2 separate regions of the Homo sapiens genome follow, and region 2 is linked to region 1. A link is a contact called in ENCODE Hi-C or POLR2A ChIA-PET data. All regions are on one chromosome and are shown on one strand. Each heading gives the region's core, a stretch centred on a gene start or an enhancer-like site at or near the end of the contact. The rest is flanking DNA. Distances are from core to core; before and after follow the strand shown. Region 1 has its middle 25 kb from the start of SLC25A5-AS1. Region 2 has its middle 12 kb from the start of SNORA69.

Region 1 (3,428 bases), core at 20-2,519:
TTGCCCTGCAACCCTGGGGCCCCCGTACCCTCAGGCCCATTGCCACAGCAGCACATGCTTCTTTGTGGAGGCTGAGACCTTTGATCAGCTCAGTAGCCACAGCAACTCTTCCTAAAAGGCACTGGCTTGGGAAGCTCTCCTGTGGACTCTTACCAGCCCTCTAGAGGCAGAGTGGGGGCCCCAAGAACAGCATCAGGAAAAAGTCAATGTAGTAAGAACTTTAGATGACACAATCTTGCCTCTATACAGGAATTTTAGCCTAGATACAGGCTATTTTTTAGTTTTTCCTTTCTGTGTAAGAAATGCACCATACAACACAACATTTAGCTTTTTCCCAATAGGAAAAAAAATGCACCAAAGGGCCCAAGATCGGTAAGTGAAAACCTTGAAACTTACAGCCAGGGAATAGAGGGACATGCATCGAACACGGGAACCACTGACATGGACGTTTTTCTTTTTGTTTAAAAAGCATGTATAGGCGGGGTGCAGTGGCTCACGCCTGTAATCCCAGCAATTTAGGGGGCCAAGACAGGTAGATCACCTGAGGTCAGGAGTTTGAGGTCAGCTTGGCCAACATGGTGAAACCCTGTGCCTACTAAAAATGCAAAAATTAGCTGGGCATGGTGGTGGGCACCTGTAGTCCCAGCTACTTGGGGGGTGAGGCAGGAGAATTGCTTGAACCCAGGAGGTAGAGGTTGCAGTGAGCCGAGATCGCGCCATTGCACTCCACCCTGGGCCACAGAGTGAGACTCCGTCTCAAAAATAAAATAAAATAAAAACAATAAATAAATAAATAGCATGTATATTGCACTTACCACATGCCCAGGCACCGTTCTAAATGCATTGCAATCTGTTAACTCACTGAATCCTCATAACAAGTCTTTTAAAGTAGGTACAGTTATCCCCATTTTACGGTGGAAGAAATGGAAGCAGACAGAGGTTAAATAACTTGTCCAAAGTTGTAACCACCCAGTGGGTTCACCTTGCTCACTGCCTAGATAGAGACGATTTATCAAGACAGGGGAATTGCAATGGAGAGTTCGGCCTATGCCCAGGAATGAACAAGGACAGCTTAAAGGTTAGAAGCAAGATGGAATCGGTTAGGTCTGTTTTCTTTCACTATCATAACTTCCTCAGTTATAATTTTGCAAAGGTGGTTTCAAAGTCACACAGGCGATAAATGGCAGAGTCAGGATTCCAGCCCAGGCAGCCTCTGTTTGCTTCGGCACTCTGCCCTGCTGCCTCCTTGAGTTTACAAGCCTCGTGATCATAGAACAGGACAGGGAGTGGCCCTCTTACTCCTCCCTTTTTCTTTCTTCCTTAGGTTCTTTTATATGGATCAAGTGCAGGAGTCCAGCCTGTCCCCTAGCCACATCAGGGAGAAAAAAAATGTGTGTGTGTGTGTGTGTGTGAGAGAGAGAGAGAGAGAGAGAATATGAGAGAATATGAAGGTGGCACTGCTGTCTGGATGCTTCTGGAAAACCCAGCTCTGTCAAGGACTGAGGAATACTGCAGTGGAAACTCCTGCATTTTATTTCCTGAGCCAGAATTCTGAGATGAGTATGCTTAGAGACTCCCCTAAGATGAGCAGCATCAAAGTCTCTTTAACCCTTGCCTCAGGGAACAGTCACCTAACAAAGAGGAGCTGGGGCTAAGCTTCTGTTTTACACTGAACAGAGCAGGGAAGAAAATTCATGCATCAGGGTGCTCTTTAGAGTTCTATTGTGAAGGAGAATAACTTGTTTATATTAGGCAAGGCCCCAGTAGCTTCTTTGTAAATTTCAGTCTGGAGAAAATAAAGCCAGAGCTGCAAGTCCAAACAGGTAAAAAAAAAAAAAAAAAAATTTTTTTTTTTTTTTTGAGACGGAGTCTCACACTCTTGCCTGGGCTGGAGTGCAATGGCGCAATCTCAGCTCACTGTAACCTCTGCCTCCCAGCTTCAAGCGATTCTCCTTGCCTCAGCCTCTCAAGTAGCTGGGATTACAGGCACCCGCCACAACGCCCAGCTAATTTTTTTTGTAATTTTAGTAGAGACGAGGTTTCACCATGTTGGCCAGGCTAGTCTCGAACTCCTGACCTCGTGATCCGCCTGCCTCGGCCTCCCAAAGTGCTGGGATTAGAGGCATGAGCCACCGCGCTTGGCCCCAGGTAAAATTTTGATAAGCTCATGAAAATTTCAACTAGAGAGTTCAGGCACCCATGGCTGGGATGAGGGCAACAAATCTGGAGCAACAAACATGCAACCAACAAGCTTTTTTTGACAGCATACTTTTGTTTGGCACTCCTCTACGCACTGGGATACAAATATGAGTAAGAATGCTACCACCTAAAATAATAGATGCCTGGATAGGCATAGCTTATCTCTGGAAGGTAACACCAGAATGTGGTCATGGAGATTACCTGTGGGTGGCGAGGGAACAGGGGTGGGAGGGAAACTAACTTGTTACTGTAAACCCTTTATACCTTGTCAATTTGGTATCCGAGGATATATTACCAATATATTACCCATTCAAAAGATAAATGTGGTATCAGGGAGACACAAATACGTAAATGTGTAAATAGAGAAGTAAATAGCAGCATCAGCTCACAAAAGCATGTTCACAGTGCTAGAGTTATTGACAACAATGGAGGAACCATGATATAAAGACTGAATTTACTAGCCCAGGCATGATGGCTCACGCCTGTAATCCCAGCACTTTGGAGGCCCAGGCCGGCAGATCGCCTGAGGTCAGGAGTTCGAGACCAGCCTGGCCAACATGGAGAAACCCTGTCTCTACTAAAAATACAAAAATTAGCCGGCCGTGGTAGCTCATGCCTGTAATTCCAGCTACTTGAGGGGCTGAGGTGGGAGGATCACTTGAGCCTGGGCTATCGAGGCTGCAGTGAGTTGAGATTGTGCCACTGCACTCCAGCCTGGGAGACAGGAGTGAGACCCTGTCAAAAAAAAAAAAAGACCAAATTTACCAATTTGGTTTCCTGGCTTAGGACAGAATTGAGGCTTCAGCCATGATAGTGACGTCTAAGAAGTCCCTCTACCTCTAGCCAGAGGTCCTGGCTAGAAGAAAAAAAAAAAAGTATGTTTTCTTGTCTTTTTCCAAACACATCACAAGAGCAATATATAACCTGACAAGAATGCAGGGGCAGGTAAGACCTGCCTAAGGCTGAAGGAGTTTTGTCCTTCCATAGGCATTGGCCTCCTCCTCCCCTCACAGACAAAGGTGACTGTGTCAGTAACAACTATTTACCTTGCAAGCACATACCTGTGCCTAGCCAGACCTACTCCCTTGCATAGAGAAGTGATTCCTGACAGACTCTGCATCCAACTGGTCTTGGGGCAATGCCACCTGCTCACTCTAGCCTAAACCTGCTGAGGAGCTAGCACAATCCTGAGAAAAAGGGTCAAGAAATCACGTTCTGGCCGTTGAGTG
Region 2 (3,762 bases), core at 462-2,961, 280 kb before region 1:
CCGGGACCAGCTTCCTGGGGGTGGTCGTGCAGTTGCACAGGGCTCTGTGCTTAGCTTGATGCTCTGATTTTGCTATCTTGAAATCCCTTTTTTTTTTTTTTCTGAGATGGAGCCTTGTTGTGTTGCCCAGGCTGGAGAGCTATGGCGTGATCTCGGCTCACTGCAACCTCCACCTCCTGGGTTCAAGCGATTCTCCTGCCTCAGCCTCCCGAGTAGCCGGGATTACAGATGCATACCACCATGTCCGGCTAATTTTGTGTACTTTTAGTAGAGACAGGGTTTCAACATGTTGGCCAGACTGGTCTCAAACTCCTGACCTCAAGTGATCCACCGGCCTCGGCCTCCCAAAGTGCTGGGATTACAAGCGTGAGCCACCACGCCCAGTCTTTCTTGAAATTCTTAATTTCTTAAAAGGGGTCTCACATTTTCAGTTTGGGCTCCACAAATTACGTAGCTGGTCCCACCCAGACTGGGTTATCCCTTTTCCTGTATTTTTTTGGTCTAAGCAGTTCCAGAACCCATCCAGATTCAAGGGAAAGTGTGATAGAGGCCACCTCTCAATGGGAAGAGTATCAAAGGACTTATGGTCATCTTTAATCCATCACAGCATGGTATGGGAAAGGAGAAAGAGCACTGGTATCAAGAAATCTGAGGCTTAGTCCCAGTTTTACAGCTACAACTAGCCTGCCACTAACAAGCCACCACAGCTTTGGGGACCTGTTTTCTTCCATTTGAAATGAGGAAATTGGACTTGATCGCTAACCTCTAAAATCATGAACCTATAATGCCACATTTGTAACTGTCTAATGTACATCTAACATGGTGTTCATTAGAAAAACTGTTTCCAGGCCGGGCATGGTGGCTCAGGCCTGTAATCCCAGCACTTTGGGAGACTGAGGCGGGTGGATCGCTTGAGGTCAGGAGTTGGAGACCAGCCTGGTCAACATGGTGAAACCCCATCTCTGCTAAAATTATAAAACTTAGCCAGGCATGGTGGCAGGCACCTGTAATCCCAGCTACTTGGGAGGCTGAGGCAGGAGAATCGCTTCAACCCAGGAAATAGAGGTTGCAGTAAGCTGAGATCGCGCCACCGCACTCCAGCCTGGTGACAAAGTGAAACTCTGTTTCAAAAAATGAAAGAAAAAAGAAAAATTGTTTCCACGGGGCTCTCCAAAGGAAGAAGGGCATGGGAACTGAAGGCAAATGAATACAAAAAACACAACTATTAGTTAAATCAGAAAGCCTGTGGATCTAAATTCAAGGTCAGCTGCCTCCAACTCCCACTTGTTCATTCTCAAACACCCGTTTCAGACTATGAGGCAGATACATAGTGTTGTATCTGTGCTGGGTGCTGAGCTGCAGCAGTGAACCACAACCACAGGCCCACATCTTCTTGGACTCCCAGCCTACATGGAGGCAGATGACAGTGCCGACACAGCTCCTAGTGCAGAGTGCTGCGGCAAGGAAGGCACTAGGGTCTTGGGAACCTGTACCGAACACGGGAGGGACTGAGGAAGAGCAAACTGAGCCCTGGAGGCCCACGAGGAGCTAGGTTTTGCGGCTGAGGCTGCCGGGTGGAACGTTCATGTCCTATGCAGAGGAAACAGACTGTGAAAAGGCCCAGTCAAGAGAAAGCTGGGAGATCGGGAACTGAAAGTTACTGCATGGCAGGAGTGTAGAAAGGGGATGTATTCGTGGGTGAAGAAAGAGGATGCGAACAGGAAGTAGTGAATAGGAATGAGGCTGGAGAGGTAAGCAGACGCCAGATCACGAGGAGCCTCTAAGTCTTAAGTGAGAGCTTCAATTCTATCCTGAGGCCAAGAGAAACATTAAAGAGTTCAAAAGTAGACAGTGGCCTATCAGGTTTGGGTTTAAGAAATCATCGAGGTTAGTAGGCTGGGCGTGGTGGATCATGCCAGTAATCCCAGCACTTTGGGAGGCTGAGGCAGGCAGATCACCTGAGGTCAGGAGTTCAAGACCAGCCTGGCCAATATGGTGAAACCCCGTCTCTACTAAAAACACAAAAATTAGCTGGGCTTGGTGGCACATGCCCGTAATCCCAGCTATTCAGGAGGCTGAGGCAAGAGAATCACTTGAACCTAGGAAGCGGAGGTTGCAGTGAGCTAAGATCCTGCCACTGCACTGCAGCCTGGGTGACAGAGCAATACTCTGTCTCAAAAAAAAAAAAAGAAAAAAAAAAGGAAAGGAAAGAAAGAAAAAGAAAAGAAAAAACAGAATGTGTTTAACTTCCTGCAACCAAACCTGTGAACTCACCTGTATGTGCGCCCTCTTTTTCCTCCTGCACTCCTGTTATAATAATAACAGCTACCATTTATGCAATGTTCCTATGTGCAAGACACAATGGTAAGCATATTACATGCATTATCTCCTTTAATGATCAGCCCAAATTTATGAGGCAGGTACTCATAATTCCTTTTTTTTCCCCCTTGAGACGGAGTCTCACTCTGTCACCCAGGCTGGAGTGCAGTGGTGCGATCTCGGCTCACTGTAACCTCTGCCTCCTGGGTTCAAGCAATTCTCTGCCTCAGCCTCCCGAGTAGCTGGGATTACAGGCACCTGCCACCATGCCTGGCTAATTTTTGTATTTTTAGTAGAGACGGGGTTTCACCATCTTGGCCAGGCTGGTCTTGAACTCCTGACCTTGTGATCCACCCGCCTTGGCTTCCCAAAGTGCTGGGATTACAGGCATGAGCCACCAGTCCTGGCCAATTCCATTGTATTATAGTCAAGGAAAGTAAGACTCAGGGAGAGTGAGTGACTTACCCAGGGTCTCACAGCTAGAAGGTGGTAGAACTAAGCTCTAATCAGACTGTCTGACTCCAGAGTCTCCTCCTCTGTGAGACAAATTCCTAGTCCTATGCTCTGCCTTATCCCTTCCCACCTCTTGGGAGCTTTGATCCATTGACTATTCGTGTTGACTCCTCTGTCTTCCTACTTCTCCTTTTCTTTTGAGTCCTTTGTGTCATTACACAAACAAGCTGTGCCTCCCAAGCCAAAATAAAACCCCTCTCCTGGCCGGGCACGGTGACTCATGCCTATAATCCCAGCACTTTGGGAGGCCGAGGCAGGCAAATCACGAGGTCAGGAGTTTGAGACCAGCCTGGCCAACATGGTGAAACCCCGTCTCTACTAAAAATACAAAAATTAGCTGGGCATGGTGGTAGGCGCCTGTAATCCCAGCTACTCGGGAGGCTGAGGCAGGAGAATCGCTTGAACCCGGGAGGGGGAGGTTGCAGTGAGCCGAGATCACGCCACTGCACTCCAGCCTGGGTGACAGTGCGAGACTCTGTCTCAAAAAAAAAAAAAGAAAAGAAAAAAACCCTCCAGTAACCCCACAGCTACCTCCAGTTCTCTCTTGATTTGCTTATCCACGTATCCAACTGTCTATTGGATCTCTTCACCTCGATGTCATATAGCCAATCTCAAACTTAATGTATCCAAAACAAGTTTTGATCCCCTTCCCCTACCCACCAAAAAAACCTATTCTTCTCATGGCCCTTCCTCTCAGTAAATGACACCACCATCCACCCTGTTGCTCAAGTCAGAAACCTGAGCATCACCCTTGCCACCTCTGTCTTCCTCCTCCCCTACATTCAGTCAATCACAAGTCTTGTTGATTCCATGAAATCTCTCTTATCTGTCCATCTGACTCTACAGACCATAGCCTCTTACCAGTCCCTCTAATCCTAGCCTACTCCTCTCCATCCCGAATCAGTGGGTTCTCAGCAGCAGTCCACATGC

Evidence for each region. A loop is a pair of places that touch in the nucleus more often than their neighbours do. ChIA-PET counts read pairs that join two places held with the same protein, here RNA polymerase II (POLR2A). Pooled maps may share reads with other maps.
Region 2: a map of GM12878 shows a loop between it and region 1 (2.7-fold over the local background). The contact joins two enhancer-like sites. A Hi-C loop is called at or near these places in 1 of 168 maps with a recorded cell type or tissue (GM12878), 1 of 37 single-sample maps with no recorded cell type and 6 of 50 pooled maps. POLR2A ChIA-PET finds 5 or more read pairs at or near these places in 3 of 52 experiments (GM12878, activated CD4-positive, alpha-beta T cell and activated T-cell).

Annotation. Positions count from the first base shown.
Region 1 is chrX:119,492,537-119,495,964 of GRCh38, reverse strand. No RefSeq gene overlaps it. Among named protein-coding and RNA genes, the nearest start is that of SLC25A5-AS1, 25 kb to the right of the region's middle. Within about 2 kb of position 1,269, at least 5 of the 41 ENCODE cell types and tissues checked have a DNase peak (open chromatin) inside an H3K27ac peak, as active enhancers do.
Region 2 is chrX:119,773,625-119,777,386 of GRCh38, reverse strand. No RefSeq gene overlaps it. Among named protein-coding and RNA genes, the nearest start is that of SNORA69, 12 kb to the left of the region's middle. Within about 2 kb of position 1,711, at least 2 of the 41 ENCODE cell types and tissues checked have a DNase peak (open chromatin) inside an H3K27ac peak, as active enhancers do.